Linked DNA regions of Homo sapiens: region 1 is linked to region 2. A link is an interaction called in ENCODE POLR2A ChIA-PET data of the cell type or tissue named here. Cell type or tissue: K562. All regions are shown on one strand. Links, peaks and the distances in the headings refer to the core of each region. The heading gives the core; the rest is flanking DNA.

The links. Peaks named below come from ENCODE experiments on the same cell type or tissue, not always from the same donor. Only the 100,000 strongest peaks of a DNase experiment are listed, where the experiment ranks them.
Region 1: POLR2A ChIA-PET joins it to region 2 with 6 read pairs; 2 of 35 experiments call an interaction of 5 or more read pairs at or near these places.

What each region holds. Positions count from the first base shown.
Region 1 is chr22:22,826,991-22,835,362 of GRCh38, reverse strand. All of the region lies in intron 3 of LOC105372948 (a long non-coding RNA gene), which reads left to right. It also overlaps IGL. Among named protein-coding and RNA genes, the nearest start is that of MIR650, 8.4 kb to the right of the region's middle. In K562, for the core only: no CTCF peak of the experiment used is centred there; no DNase peak of the experiment used is centred there.
Region 2 is chr22:22,908,713-22,916,701 of GRCh38, reverse strand. It overlaps IGL, IGLJ4, the pseudogene IGLC4, IGLJ5 and the pseudogene IGLC5. Among named protein-coding and RNA genes, the nearest start is that of IGLL5, 25 kb to the right of the region's middle. RefSeq lists a silencer at 3,445-3,615. In K562, for the core only: no CTCF peak of the experiment used is centred there; DNase peaks (open chromatin) are centred at 4,818 and 5,926; H3K27me3 peaks cover 3,760 bases.

The sequences.
Region 1 (8,372 bases), core at 2,487-6,486, 81 kb after region 2:
GGAGACAGAATGATGAGTTGTCAAAATGGCCTAAATCATGGCCTGCATCTGCCTCTGCCTAGGGGTGTCTCTGCAGGAGGAGAGTCAGAAGTCTCAGGGACTTGGAAGGGGACATGTGACTGCTGACTCTGAGTCCCTGAGGAGAAAGGGGAGGTGGGGGGTTTTGGCCTCACTTTCCCTTTGTGTCACTGTGTGTGGCTCACCCATCCTGGCCATCAATCTTGTGGCTCTCTCCATAGTGATACTCAGCCTCGTCCTCAGACTGGAGGTTGGACATGGTGAGGGAGCAGTCAGCCCCAGAGCTGGAGCCCGAGAAGCAATTGGGGATCCTGTCCTCCTTTCTGTGTCTGCCATCGCTGTGAAACTTCATTATATACTAGGGGGACCTCTCTGGTCTCTGTTGATACCATTTGATGATGTAGGTACTGTGCTCACTGCTCAGGGTGCAGGTGAGCTTGACTGAGGCTCCCAGTGAGGCAGATGCAGACGGGGGCTGAGTTAGCACAGCCAGAGCACAGAGACCTGGAAACATAGAATTTCATGAATGATGCCGAATGCTCGGGAGAACTGGAAAGAATGCCCCTGAGGATTGGAGCTTGTGGAGAAATAGCAGTGAAAGGGTTTCCCTGAATTCCCTGGATGTTCTGACCTGTGGAGAAAATGAAGGGCAGGAGGTAGAAGGAGACCCAGACCGTGGTGGGAGGGACTTCCAAGAGCTCTGCTTGAGGCTGCCCCGTGGAACCTGGTTACAAGGACTTCTTGTGTTACCCTCTTCTTGAAGCTTGTTGGGAGGAGCTTTGAATGTCAATTTGCTCTCCACTTCCCAGCATGTTTATCTGAGCTCCTGTCTGAGCCGTTAGCCTGGAGACTTCATCTTGGCAATTTCCCATGTTCAGAAGAAGGACCAGGTGGGTGTCACAAGTACAGAATAAATTTTACACAATAGAAGGGGCCTCAAAAAAAGCGTCAGTCATTCCCTTTGCACTTGAGCACTACCAGGGGACTTAGAGTCATTAGAGTCCCCAAACCAAGGCCCACAGTCCCTTCTAGGGCTCAGAGGTAGAAAGCCATCCTCCATGTACCACTAGTTCTTTAGATATCTATGCCGTATATTGTTTTAGACATTAGTTGAGATGATACCATGTATAATTTGAGATAACGCTAAAGGCATGATAGGTTAATGACCTACTCAGAAATCCGTGAGGTTGATTGTGTGGATCCAGTACCCTGGATTCTTTCCCTTGAGATCCTGTTAAGAGGTCCCCTGAGAACACTCCAGGAGTCCAGGGACTTCCAGCAAGAAGCAAAACTCTCATCTTCAGGAGGGGCCACCTTGTCCTCTGTTCCATGTTCTGTTCACAACCGTAGCAAACTCAAAGTCCCACCAGTGCTGGGTGGGGGTTCCCCAATCTTCTTTAAAACTTTTCTAGATGTGTGTACCCACACTAGAAGACAAAACACAGCAACCAGCACTTAGTAAATCTGTCCTCACTGCAGCCCAAGCAGCAGAGACAAGGTTCCCTTTTGAAATGCAGTTTTCTGAAAGACTTAAGTTTTCTTTTAAACAGAAAAATCTTGTTTATTAGAATGCAGGACCTTGCAGAGATGTGTTCACTGGTTCATGTGATGCGAAATGTATCCAGAGGGACTGTTTCCTGCCCCCACCTCCCTCTCAGAAGTCACTAATGTACATGCCAGGCATGTTTGTGGGGCACAAGCTCTAATCAAGTATATGTGGAAGGACGTGTTATATAACCAAGGGAGAAGATGGGAGCAAATGAATGCTTCTTAAGGAAGATTTTCAGTCGATTATTTTCCTGGGAATGAGTCGTGCTCTCTTGTGACTTTGTATGCTGTGCAAATTTTTGTTGAGATCTGAGTATTTTGAATATTGTGATGTTGTTAACTCCCAGGATCAGATTATCAGATTATGCCCCTTGGCTGATATTGTGCAGTTGTTCATCTGAGGGGTGCAGTTGTTTATTTGTGTTGTGACTTTTCCTGAATATTTTCGCAAGGACTACCTTTCTTGTCAGAGTGATCCACGAAATTTCTGTTCAGTTATCTCTGTGGTCAGAGATCTACCTGACAGAGACTTCCTTAAGCCTGTCTCTTTCTTCTTCAGCTCTTCCCTGGATGCTGCAAATATGGGATGAGATACCATAGTTTTATTAGAGTGAATGCTGATGGTTCTTGCCACTTCAATAGTTATATCACAGGAGGGACCATTTCTTGGAGCTTCTTACTCCACCATCTTCCATGAGGCCACCCGGAGAACATGTATTTTTTTTTTTGTCTTGTTTGCCAGTACATCTCAAGGACCTATTCAGTATCTGGGACCATTCAGTGAATTTGTTTCAATACATATTCATTGAATGTGTAAGAAAATAGAATTGAATTAATAACACTTGTTGTTCATTTCCCATGCGGCAGGCACCGTGGTAACAATGTTGTACGTGTGCAATTAACTTTTTTGATTTTCATATTTTATTCAAGGTACATGCTTCAAATTTTTTCATGGATATTTTAGCCCAACTGTGTGATTTAAAAAAAAAAAAAAAACCAGCCGGGTGCGGTGGCTCACGCCTGTAATCCCAGCACTTTGGGAGGCCCAGGTGGGCGGATCACGAGATCAGGAGATCGAGACCATCCTGGCTAACAGTGAAACCCCGTCTCTACTAAAAAATACAAAAAATTAGCTGGGCGTGGTGGCGGGTGCCTGTAGTCCCAGCTACTCAGGAGGCTGAGGCAGGAGAATGGCATGAACCTGGGAGGCGGAGCTTGCAGTGAGCCGAGATAGCGCCACTGCACTCCAGCCTGGGTGACAGAGCGAGACTCTGTCTAAATAAATAAATAAATAAATAAATAAATAAATAAATAAATAAATATAAACCACTCTAACTACATTAGCCTAACCTCTGGAGGCACATCACATGATCACTCACTGTTCCCGTGGTATCTACAAGTGTGAGTTTAACTCTGCCTTCTTCCCTTGATTAGTATTTGGAAATCATAGAAGACATTTTGTGAGGAGAATAAATTATTTAGATCCATGATTTTAAAAATGATCTCTCTCAAAATAATCATTGGGAAATTCTACAGTTTGTGTTGTTCATTTCAATAGCTCTGTCTCAGAGATCTACAAAATAACTACACAGAAATCTAGTAAGAATATAGATTTGAACCATTTGCCAAGTTATCTTAATTATAATAAATTTGTAGAAAACTGCACCCACAACAGCAGAATACATGTTATCTTTTCAAATACATATGGAACATTTTTCATGATAGTTCATAGTTTAGGCTATAAATCAAATATTGATAAATTTGAAAGGATGAAAATCATAGAAGATATAATTTAATGCAGAATTAACTAATTAACTTGAATTAATACCGGAAGAACCATAGGAAATCTTCAATTATTTGAAAGTGAAAGAACAGACTGTTAAGTAATCCATGAATCAAAGAAAAATCACAACATAAATTAGAAGATACTGAACCTTTTTAAACATAAAAACACAACATATTAAAATTTAAGGAATGCAGCTAAGTCTGCTTTGAAGAAAAACTATGGCATTAAATGCTTAGTATTGGAAAGAAGAAAGAATTAAAGAAAATAATCTAAGCTTCTACCTCATAAACCTAAAAAAGGTGAACATTCAAATTCTAAGTGAATAGAGGGTAATAATAGGGATCACAGCCAAACATTCATGAAATAGAAAATAGGAAAACAATAGAAAACCTCAAAAAAAAAAAAAAAAACACTTGGCTCTTCAAAAAGATTAATAAAATCAATAGATTTTTATCTTTAGGTAAAGTGACCATGATAAAAAAAAGAAAAAGAAACACAAGTTGCCAAAACCATGACTAAAATAATGACATCACTATAGACACTAAAAGGGTGAGAATGGTTATAGGGAATATTATGAACAGTAAATGCCAAAATTATAGATAAATGAAGTAAAATTTCTGGAAAGACATAAATTATGAAAATTGACTCATGAATACATAGAAAATCTGAATAAGTCTATGACACTTAAAGATATTAAAGTAGCAATTTAAAATCTCCGTGCTAAGAAAAGCCCACCTATACCCAAATAGCTTCACTGGTATCACATTTTTATGGAAGAAAGCATACCAACCCTACCTGAACTCCTTTAGAATATAGATGATAATACCTGCCTTTTAATTGTGGTATTTAGACCATTTATAGTTAATGTGATTAGGAATATACTTTGTTAAAATATACCATCTTGCTCTTTTTTTCTATTTGTCTTATATGTTCATTGTTCCTCTTTCCTTTTTCTCTCTTTTGAAATTTATTTTTAAAAATTGGTTTTCTTTAGCTCCTGGCTTAAGTGGTGGTGAATTTTAAGTGTCAGATTGGCTAAGACATGGTACCAGGTTGATTTTGTTAAGCACCAGTGTAGACATTGTCATGAAGATATTTTTCAAATGTGATAAATATTCAAACCAGTAGACTTTGTATAAGCATATTGAAATAGCCTCATTGTCTGGGGTGAATACTCAAAGTTCATTGTCTCAGGGCCATGGAAAACTAGGACATGATCTGACAACAAATGAGGTTGACAGCAGAAGTTTAATAGGTGAAAGAAAGATAATAGCTCTCTGCTGCAGAGAGGGGACCCAGAAAAATGGGTTGCCGGATCTGCAGTGAAATGTAGGGAATTTTATAGATGAGCTGGTGAGGAGGCAGTATCTGATCTACATAAGGTGGGTGTCAAAGACTGGTTAGACCAGGTGTGCTACTTGCACAGGGCATGAAAAACTGATTAGGACTAGGTGTACCATTTGCATAGGGTGCACATTTCTGGCCAACCCTGCCCTAATCTGTTATTACGCAGGTGGGTTATCTGCCTGAGCTGCTCCATGTTGCCCATTTCTCTATTGCTATACACATGGTGACAAAAAAAGGGAAGATGGAGCCTCCATGTTGGACATGGCTGACCCCCAGGTAGTACTTTTCTATTGGCATAGCTGCTGGCATTGCCCCATGCAAGCTTCCAGCTTGCTTATCTATGTTTGCAGCACGGTTTTTTCAGGCTGCTCTTTGTTATAAAAGAAATGATTTTTAGGGCTGCTTTTTGTTAGATGAGAAGCTCTGCTGAGGACCCTGTCACCCTCACTATCTGCCTAAATAATTTCTGTCTCCTGTATCAATACTACTTTCCACAATGTGTGTGAGTCTCATTAATGAGTTCAAGGTTTTTAGAATAAATACTGAAGTTTCCCAGTGATTGATGTTAATGATCAGCCTTGTTCTTGGCATGAGCTCTGCTAATGGTCAGGGGGGACACTTTCCTCGATTTGGAGCCAGTGTGCATAATAACAGCTGATGCTGTCTTGGGGAAACATTAGCTTCTTGCAGAATTTGAACTCAGGACGGCAATATCAACTCTTACCTAAATTTCCAGCCTATAGCCTGCCCAACAGATTTTGTCCATCAGCCACCACTATTGTATGAACCAGCTTCTTAAAATAAGTTTCTGTCTGTCTCTCTCACCATATAGATACATTATACATATATATTCATATCCATACATATCCTATTAATTTTTGGTGGACAAGCCTAATATAGCGTACTAGCCATATTTCTTTTTTGTTGAGGGTTTTATTTTAATGGTTGTTTTAGGGTATACAGTAAATACATAACTTACCAAAATCTACCTTCAGGTGCTATTATATATTCACATATAGTACAAAACCATTATTACATGTTCTTCACCCACCTTCGCTTTTCTGCTTTGTCATATAGTTTGCTTTTATTTTTATTACAAATCATAATGTATTCTTATTAATTTTTCTCTGAACAGTTCTCTTTATAGACATTACTGTTCTTTTTATAGACATTACATAATACAGAGGTTTCTAATTGATCCAGGTAGCTACCATATCTGATTTTTCATTTCTTTGTGTCAAACCACATTTCAATGTAGGATTATTTTCTTTCTGTTTAGGGGTGTCCTTTATCATTTCTAATAGCGAGAGTCTAATGGTGATCAATTCTGTAGGATTTCACATGTCTGAAAAAGTCTTATTTTGCCTCCAGTTTTGAAAGATGTTTCTGGTGGATAAAGAATTCAAGGTTGTTGGATTTTGCATGTTATTATTTTCAAGACATTGCTTCACTATCTTCTTGCTTGCATTGCTCCTAATGAGAAATCTGCTCTTTGTAGTTTTGTCCTAAATGACTACTTTTCATCACTAGATTTTATTAATTTGATTATGATGTGTTTTGGAGTTGTTTTCTTTGTGTTTCCTATGCTTAAGTTTTATCGAGCTTCTGGGTTATATCAGTTTATGGTTTTCACCAAATGTGGAACATATTTTGTCATTATTCATTCAAATATTTTTTCTTTTCATTCTTACCCCATCTTCTATTCTGAGGACTTCAATTACACGTATATTAGCCTGTCTGAAGTTCTCCTACATCTCATTGATGCTGTTTATTTTTATCGTTATTTTTTGCTATGTGTTTCATTTTGAATAGTTTCTAGTGTTACACTATACAGTTTGCTAATCTCTTGTTTTGCGACATCTAACTTGTCTATCTCACCCAGTGTATTTTTAACCATACTTACAGTTAAATTTTTCTTTGTGTTGGTATTCCTTATTTTCACTTAATATATTCAATCATTCCTCTACTTCTTTTTTTTTTTTTTTTTTTTTTTTTTTTTTTTTTTTGAGACGGAGTCTCGCTCTGTCGCCCAGGCCGGACTGCGGACTGCAGTGGCGCAATCTCGGCTCACTGCAAGCTCCGCTTCCCGGGTTCACGCCATTCTCCTGCCTCAGCCTCCCGAGTAGCTGGGACTACAGGCGCCCGCCACCGCGCCCGGCTAATTTTTTGTATTTTTAGTAGAGACGGGGTTTCACCTTGTTAGCCAGGATGGTCTCGATCTCCTGACCTCATGATCCACCCGCCTCGGCCTCCCAAAGTGCTGGGATTACAGGCGTGAGCCACCGCGCCCGGCCCATTCCTCTACTTCTTAAACAAAAGGAACGTAATCATATTTGTTTGTGTATTTACTGGTGATTCACTCTCTGCAGAGCCTGCCTGTAGGGCTGGAGGGAAGGGCAGCATGGGAGTCTCAGATCCAGGTTAAACTCTGCTATTTTGCATTTTTTTTTTTGAAGGACCCTTGCTCTGTCACCTGGGCTGGGGTGCAGTGATGCAATCTCGGCTCACTGCAGCCTCCATCTCCCAGGTTCAAGTGATTCTCCTGGCTCAGCCTTCTGAGTAGCTGGGATTATAGGCATGCACCACCACACCTGGCTAATTTTTGCATTTTTAGTAGAGACAGGGTTTCACCATGTTGGTCAGGCTGGTCTAGAGCTCCTGACCTCAAGTGATTGGCCCACCTCGGCCTCCCAAAGTGCTGGGATTACAGGGGTGAGCCACCATGCCTGGCCTCTGTTTTGCCTTTTAGTTTGCCTGCTTGAGCCCACTCACCCAAGGCCTGAGATCTTATCAGAAAGCTGCTGATCACCAGCTTCAGGTATTTTCTATCTATTGGGAGACCGCCTTTCCTTGGTGCCGGCTGTGACTAATTATTAATTCACAGAGACAGTTTTAACAACTACCTGACCATCATCTGATGCTTGCGTGACATTCCTGGGGCAGGGGGTCTCCTGCCCTGTCACGTCTGCCTAGTTATCTACTGTAACATCTCCTTGGCTTGCAAATCACTCCCTTCTTCTGTGTCCTCACGTGATCTTTCCTCTGCATGCTCATCTATGGTGTCTCATTTCTGTGTGCTCAAATTTCTTCATCTTCAGAGGACACCTGTCAGATAGAAAAGAACCCATCCTACTGGCTTCATTTTCACTTAATCACCCCATTAAAGACCCTATGTTCCAATTCATTCATGCACTGTGATTAGAGCTTCATTGTATGAATTCTCGGGGCACACTTCAGCCAATAACCCTCCACACTATGGACTCTAAAACTCATGTCTTTCTCACCTGTGAAACACATTCACCTCAGCCCAACATCCCAAATCATTGACTAGATCAGCACCAACTCTAAGATCCATCTCATTTATTTATCATCCAAATGAAGTGCAGGTGACTCCTTGTGTGATTCATCCTGAGGGTGGAAACGATAACAGCTTTCGGGAGTTTCACCTACTTTCTCCTGTTATCTTCTGGTATCAAGAAAAGTAAACTCCCTCTTTATTTGCTAAGACTGAAAGAAAAGAGCAAGTCAGCATCAGCAACATTTGTGAGTTAGATGTGGGGGAAATCACATCCATGCATTCTTGAAATAATTTAAAGTAATAATTTAAATGCTAATAAAATTGAATTTTGTAATCATTAGCAGCGGGTTATGTCTGGGTGTCAAATGGTGTTTT
Region 2 (7,989 bases), core at 2,870-6,869:
GTTGAATACAGCTGGGGCATCCGGTGACACATGTGGGATGAGAGGCACCCAGAGGGGGATGTGGGGTGAGTGACCAGGGTCCAGGGGGTAAGCATCCCATCAGTGATTATTATAGGGAGGGCCTGTGGGGGCTGAGGGCAGGGTCCCTGGGATGACGGGAACAGAGTGTGCCCATGGAGAAGGGGAGATGCTCTAGGCTTTGATGAGGGGAAATACAGGTGGGGTGACCACATGGCCTTGGAGGGGGATGGACAAACACCTTGAGAGAGGGATGGCATCTGGACAGTGAGGGCCGAGGACAACAAAGAAGGGAGCTGAGATGTTCTCCCGGGGCCATAGGGATGTAAGGAGGGTGTGTCCCCGGGCAGCCAGAGGTGGACGTGCTCACAGGGCAGCAGGAAGCACAACAGAGACGTGGGTAAGAATGAAGATGTCTGGTTCCTTCTGAAGACTATTTCCTTGTTCTGGAACATTCTATGGGGATAAGGTGATGGAAAAAGTATGGCTCAGAGAAACACGAAGATGGTCCCAGGCTGCATTGTCACAAGTCCAAAGGATTCTGTTGATCTTTGGAGATAAAAAAATTTAGGATGGAAAGTGGATAAACAAAAATGAGCAGACAGCATGTTTTCTGATTGACAAGGAGGACATTTATTGAGGGTTTATTGGGTGTCGGCAGAAGGACTGGATGACTTGGGGTGGGAGGGAACACCTCTGCCCTGGGATCCTGCAGCTCCAGGCCCCTGTGGGTGGGGTGAGGGTCGGGGGCCTAAGAACATTCTGCATGGGCCATTGTCTTCTCCATGGTACTTTCTTTGTGCGTGACCTGGCAGCTGTAGCTTCTGTGGGACTTCCACTGCTCGGGCGTCAGGCTCAGGTAGCTGCTGGCCGCATAGTTGTTGTTGCTCTGTGTGGAGGGTGTGGTTGTCTCTATGCCCTTGGTGACTAGGGTGCCATTTTCCTTCTATGGCTCCTGGGTAGAAGTCATTTATGAGACACACCAGCATGGCCTTGTTGGCTTGGAGCTCCTCAGAGGAGGGCGGGAACAGAGTGACCAAGGGGGTGGCCTTGAGCGGACCTGCAGAATGGATGAGGGGCAGGAGGTCAGAGTCCTGGTGTCCACCTGGGGAGCCCCTGACCTCAGTGCATGAGGAGTGTTCAGGCCCCCCAGTACCAGTGCAGGACCTCTCAGATGTGGTCCACACTGTCTCAGAAGGGTGTGACATCATGTTCCTAAAAGAACTCTGTCAGTCAGAAAACCTCTGAGCTTGGCCCCTGCCCATCGCCTGTTTGGAAATCTTCCAAGGACTTGGGCTTTTGTATAGACAGTGGACCTTCAATTGCCTGGCGCTGCCTCACCCTGTCATCCTGACGTGATCCGGCTCTGGCTGTGTTCTCTGAGCTCTGTGAGCCTCTTGTTAGATTCACTCTGGAAACTTTTCTCACCTGACACAGCTGCTCTGGGTTGGGGGAGAGTGGGTCTCTCACGTAAGAGCTCTTGTTTGTACCCACATCCGTCTCTCCTGGATCTTCTGCAGTGGAGTCAGGGCCTTTGCTCACCCAAGTCCCACTGTCTGTCTGTCCTGGGCTCTTTGTCTGTGGAGTCTGTGTTAGAGTCTCTCTGTGTTTAGGGCCAATCTACAGTTTTTCTGCCTTGGGATATGCCTGTCGGTGAACTCAGGGGTTCCTGCTTCTAGGGGTGCCTCCCACAGAGACCCATCAGCCACCTCCCTGAATGCCATGGCCTTTCGTGACACTTCACCTGGCTCCTTCATGTCCAGAGCCTTCCCGTCCCTCCTGACAGGGCTTCATGGGTCCCAGGCCAGCTCAGGGCTCTCTCCCTGGGAGCCCACAGAAACCTGGAGAGGCCCCTGCACCTCCTACCTTGTTCCCAGCCTGGATCCAGAGTCCCACAGTCCAGGGGACTGGGCCCTGAGACTCTGAGTTTTCATTCCCCTATCTTGGCTCTGAGGGTTTCAGGTCCTTCTAAAGTCCACCAGGTGGTCACTCCTTCGAGCCCCTTGTTCCCTCTCCCTCATGAGATGGGGCCTCAGTTTCCCTTGCACAAAGTTCGTTAGACAGAAGCCCAGGTGGGGGAGGACAGAACTGAGCAAGTTTTAGGGAAGCAGCCTGGCTCTGGCAGACAGACAGACAGATGAGTCTCAGTAGGTCATCCAGTCTAGTGCCCTACATCTGAGGTCAGAGGTGAAGGGGTCTTGGTGACCCACTGAGGTAAGGGTCTAAACAGGGAGGGGAGAGGTCCTTGACCAGGGCCTAGGCTCCAGAGAGAAAGCATCACCACAGGTCAACACAAGATACAGAAAAGAACAAAAGCAGCAGAAAATTTCCCAGTACCTTGGGGAGACCAGGGAAGGAGGGGGAAAAGACTCATCTAGGACGGTCAGCTCGGTCCCCTCACCAAACACCCAGTGCTGTGACACAGGCTCATACAAAAACCCTCTCTGGACGCCTCTACCCCCAACCCCCGCTGCAGCTGTGATGGAGGAAGCTGAGGCCACAGCCCCTGGTGGCATCTGCTCATGAGGGAGTTCACACGGCTGCCACACTCACCCCCACAGAGAGAAGGGGACAGCTGACATCCTGTGACCAGCAGGATCCCTAGAAATCCTGGTTCCTGGAGGACAGTGGATTTGGTTTTCCCACCAACCATCATGCAGCCATGGGGATGAGTTTATTGGAGGGCACTGTGTCACTAGGAGTGAACTCCCATGGTCAGGGATAAATGGTCTCCCTGGTGGAGCTGACTCGACACTGACTGCTTGGTGACGCCCTGGGGTGATGCAGAGAGTGCCCTCTCCCTCCAGGAAGAAGCTGGTTACCCTAGAGTGCGGTGTCTTGGGAAGCTTCCCATGAACCTATCTGTGACTCCAGGAGCCTCAGCCCAGCCTTCCCTGGGCTTGTCCTAGTTGGGATGGGCCTGGCCAGTGAGGCCTGGCTGGTCCCCACTGGAAATGCCAGCCCCATCCTCCAGGGTAAAATGGAAGGATCTCCTGCACCCCTCAACCTGGTCTCATTTTGGTGGGTGAGGTGGGGTAGTGGCTGCCACTGCCTTATTCAAATGTGAGGGACATAAAGGAGCTCCCGAGTGTGGTCTCCAAATATCACCTTCTGCTAAGGGAGGTGAGGTCAGTGCGGGATCCCAGGCCTGGGGCAGGAAAGGGACATGATGAGACAGAACCTCTCATCCTCCGAGAAATCAGGAGCCATGGAAGCTCCTGGGGCAATGGGAGAAAATCAGATGCCACCTGAGGAGGCGCCCAGTGGGTAAATGTTTATGTTTTGTAGCCGCATTGTCATTGCAATTCAGTATATCTGCAGTGGAGCCCACATGTCAGATGTCCTCACACGCTAGAGCTCACTCCGGTACTACATTGTGCTGTGCGCCCTGGAGGATGGCTGGGCACCAGATCATCAGTTATCAAAGTGGTGAACAAAAGGGAAGAATGTACATTTTTTCTTCTTCCCAAAGCATGAAGCACACTCCTGAGCGCACGGTGCAGCTGCTGTGCCCTCCCTTCTGGAAGCCCTCATGAGAAGGAGGTGGACCGAAGTCTTGACCATCTGCCTTCCTTCTCATCTGAGGCGCGAAGTTATTGATCATCAAATGCAGCTAATGTCACTGAAAGAATGACAACACAACATGGGTGGCTTTGCTGGAAGTAGCCACGTGTCCTGGGAAGCGAGTTTGCCAATGTCCAGCCTGAACCCCCTTGAGCCTCTTGATGCTAGAACCATTTTTCAGGAAAAGAGAGGTTGAGGGAAGCACTGGGTTCCTGCTCAGGGAGGTGGCGCCTGCATCCCGACTGTGGGAGGTCCCGGGACCAGCTCTCTGCTCCTGCAGCTCCTGCCTTGCCAGGGAAAGCTAGAGCAATTTGGGAGACACCTGCAGATGGAATGGGTCTAAAAACACATTCACCAATGATAACGTCAAGTATTAATCCACATAGAAATGAAATTAAATCACAAATATGCAACAGCACCACAAAGTCGACAAAAATAGACACAATGATATTCACAAGACATTTGATAAGACTCTCATTAACTATTTTTGATGTCAAGAAATCCTTGATATTCTCTCCAGTTGTGTGTGTGATGACTAGCATTTGCTTCACACCCTTGCTTGAAGGAGTAGTTTAGTTATTCTGCTGTGGGTGGGTCCGCATTATCTGAAAATGGATGATGCTGCGGACTGGCTGATGGGAACCTTGGAGTCATTACTATTCTTCTGTCTCCCTATTTTTGTGTTCAGAGATCTTCATCATAAAAATGTACAACTTATAGAGAGGGTGAAGCTTGGGACAGTGTCTCCCATGGGCTTGAATTTTCATAGCTGTGAAATGGGTCAAACAGAGGCTGAGGGACTCTGGGCACCTGAAATTCAATTCAGCTCACGGCTGTGATTTGGGGCAGGGGTGGCTGGGACTGAGCTCCAAAGGGGCCCCTCTCTTTGTGTATCATTGTGGAAAAAGCCCCCAGGCCTTGCAGCTCTGTTCCTGTCCTGGCTGGCCATCCAGCAGCTGCTGCCATGTCCCTGATGAACCAGAAACAGTGGGGGTCCCAGCCCGGGCACTATGGATTAACCGAGCCTGTCAAGGCCTTCAAGGGACCAAATTGCCCACTGTCAGGGACCCCGGGATGAGGGTGTCTCTGAGTGAGGCTGCCGGTGCACCATGGTGCAGGGGGTGAGGGGACGGAACAACGTGAGTGACAGAGGGAGTGGGGCCTGGTGGGATGGGGGTGTTTGGGGCAGTTGAGATCCCGTGAAAGCCTGACTTTGCCTATAGATAGCCCCTAGGTCATGTTCACCCTGTGCTGACCTTGCGTGACCCAGCCTTGACTCTAGTCCAGAATGAGACTCTGACACAGACTCTCCCCGACAACCATGGGATGCCCGTTCTGTGCCTGGGATGGTGTCTTTGCTCATTTGTCTCAGTCCACAGGAGTCCTCCCCTCACACGAGCTGACCATCACAGGCTCAGCCACACACCAAGCACATACTCACTCCACCCCAGAGCCTGACTTTAGAATTGGGAACTTCATGGTTGAGATCTCAGCCACGTGCTGGTTAACTTTGAACCTCACCCTAAGCCCATCTGATCATAACTGATCACCCGTGTGCCCCAGCCTCACCCCACTTTCCAGAGCTAGCGACGTGAACACCAGTATCTTGCAGAGCATCCTAGGGCTCACTAAGTTGGCTGGGATGGTGAGCAGGATTCTGGACTTCCTGTTTCCCTATTGCAGGACTTGTAAGTGTCTTTACTTAGCCACCCTGTATTGTGAAAATCTGTGAAATTCACCTGTGAGTTTCCATTCCCAGACCTTTCCACAAGTTCCTGGTGATGGCACCACCATGGACTTCTCACCCGATAAACTGGGCACCTGGATTTTCCTCATCCTTGCTTAGAATTTAAGGAGGTTGCAAACTAAATATGAGATAAGAAATGAAGACAGACAGCAGGATTTCTGGTTGACAATGAGGATATTTATTGAGGGTTACTGGGTGCAGGGAGAAGGGCTGGATGACTTGGAGTGGGAGGGGAGACACATGCCCTGATCCTGCAGCTCTAGGCCCCCGTGGGTAGGTGAGGGTCGGGGACCTAAGAACATTCTGCAGGGGCCACTGTCTTCTCCACAGTGTTCCTTTCATGCGTGACCTGGCAGCTGTAGAGGTTGTGGGACTTCCACTGTCGGGTGCCAGTCTTAGGTAGCTGCTGGCCGCATACTTGTTGCTCTGTTTGGAGGGTGTGGTGGTCTCCACACCCTGGGTGATGGTGATGCCATCTATCTTCCAGGCCACTGTCATGGCTCTCGGGTAGAAGTCACTCATGAGACACACCAGTGTGGCCTTGTCTTGGAGCTCCCTGCCTCTGGGGTCAGAGGAGATGAAGGTGTCTCAGTGACCAGCTGAGGCATACAGGGGTCTGAATAGGGAGGAGAGAGATCAGCCTCCCAGGACCGAGGTCCCAAAGGAAACCCTGACCACAGGCTGTGGCAAGTCACAGACAAAGATCGAAATCAGAATAAAATTGTCACCAACTTGGCAGGGAAAGAAAGGGAAGAAGAGACTCATCTAAAATGATCAGCTGGGTTCCTCCACCAAATACAAAATGCGGTGACACAGGTTCATACAAAAACTCTTCCCTGGGGCCCCTAACTCCCCCTCCCCATCCCCCACCTGAAGCTATGGTGCAGGAAGCCAGACCACTGCCCCTGGAAGGCATTTGCTCAGCAGAGTCCACACACCTGCCTGCCCTTCTCAAGCTGAGATGGGACAGTCGACCAAGCGTATGCAGTAACGGGACGTCTGGAAATGGCGAGGCCTGAGGAGGTTGGTGTCTGGATCAGGTTTTCCAGGTGACTGTGACCCAGGAATGGGAATGAGCTCCTTGAGGGCATTTGCTTCACGAAGGAGTGAAGTGACATGGAAGGGGACAGGGATTCTCTATAGGGTTGTTGTAACCCTGATCTCTTGGTGTGACTACAGGGTAAGAGCAGGAGGCGTCCTCAGGTGTCCCCAGTGAGTGCCTTAGAGGAGGGGCAGCTTGCCCCAGAGTCAGCAGTCATGGGAAGCTCCAACGTGACCACAACCACAACTCCAGGGCGTCTCACTTCCGTCCTCCTTGTGTTGTCTTAGTTTGGGATGGGTCTCACTAGGTTTTAGTATGAAATGCCAGCCTCAACCTCCAGGGAGAAGTTGGAAGCAAGCCCCTGTTACCCTTTCAGGGTCTTGTCTCATTTCTGGGTATGTCTGGAGTGTCTGACTCAAAAGGGCTGTGTGAGAAGCACCCCAAGTGTGGTCACTAAATCCCACCTCCCAGTTATGGGGACTAGTCCACTTGGGGTTAATGGGCAATTCCAGGCACAAGGCAGGAGAAAGATGTGCCCAGGATAGATTGTGAACAGAGAGCGGAAAGCCATCGAGGTCTCCTGGGTTCCTTCAGGAGGATCCTGGGGCCACCAGAAGAGGCACTGAGTGGGCCACGGTGGGTCATTGTCATCATCAATGAAATAGAACCATGGTGGACTCAAGTGAGTCACATACAGTAACATAACTTTGAGCTCACCATGAAATAATTGTTCATCTTCACGAGATGGCAGGCAACATGGTCATCATTATTAAGATGCTAAATGAAAGGAAAGACTCAACATGTCTATGCTATTTCTTACTGAAATAAGAATCACACTCCCAGAGGAGCAAAGAACATATGAGGGCACACCTTTTACAGACAGTCAGTAGAAGGAAAAGGTGGTCGAACTGAAATGCAGTCACCTTGCATCCATATACCATCTAATGGCACTGGATACAAAGTGTGAAGCCCAGCTAACGTCACAAATAGATGACCCCACATGGGAGCCCAGTAGCCAAGCGGTCTTGCTGAAAAGTCACACTGAGCCTTGTTAAACCTTTCTGGCCAAGAACCAATTTTCAGGAAACGCAGAAGCAGAGAGGAGCGCTTGTTTCCAGCTTGGGGAGGCCACAGGCTGTATCCTGACCATGGGAAGGTCCTGGGACCAACCCCCAGCTCCTGTAGCTCCTGCCTTGCAAGGAAATTAAAAATCAATGAGGAAGATACCTGCAGACAGAACAGGTCTAAAAACACAGTCACCAGTCACAATTTCAAACCATATTGAATCCTCATAGAAATGAAATGGAAAACCACAGAATAACAACAACACAAACACAGGTCTAGTGAAAGAAGCATAGGATATTTGTGAAGTATTTGATGGGAAACATTCTTTTTTTGATATGAAAGAATTAGATATTTATATTTAGGTTTGTAAGAATGTAGTTTTTTGGGGGGGGTCCATATTTTTAGAGACACAAATGGAATATTTAGACTAATGGACATGATGTCTACAATTTGCTTCAAACAACTGTGTAAAAGAGGTTACTTGATTGTGGGTGGGTCAACATGAGCTGTATTATCCTGTTTTTTTATTTTCTTGCTGTCAGTTTCCGTAATA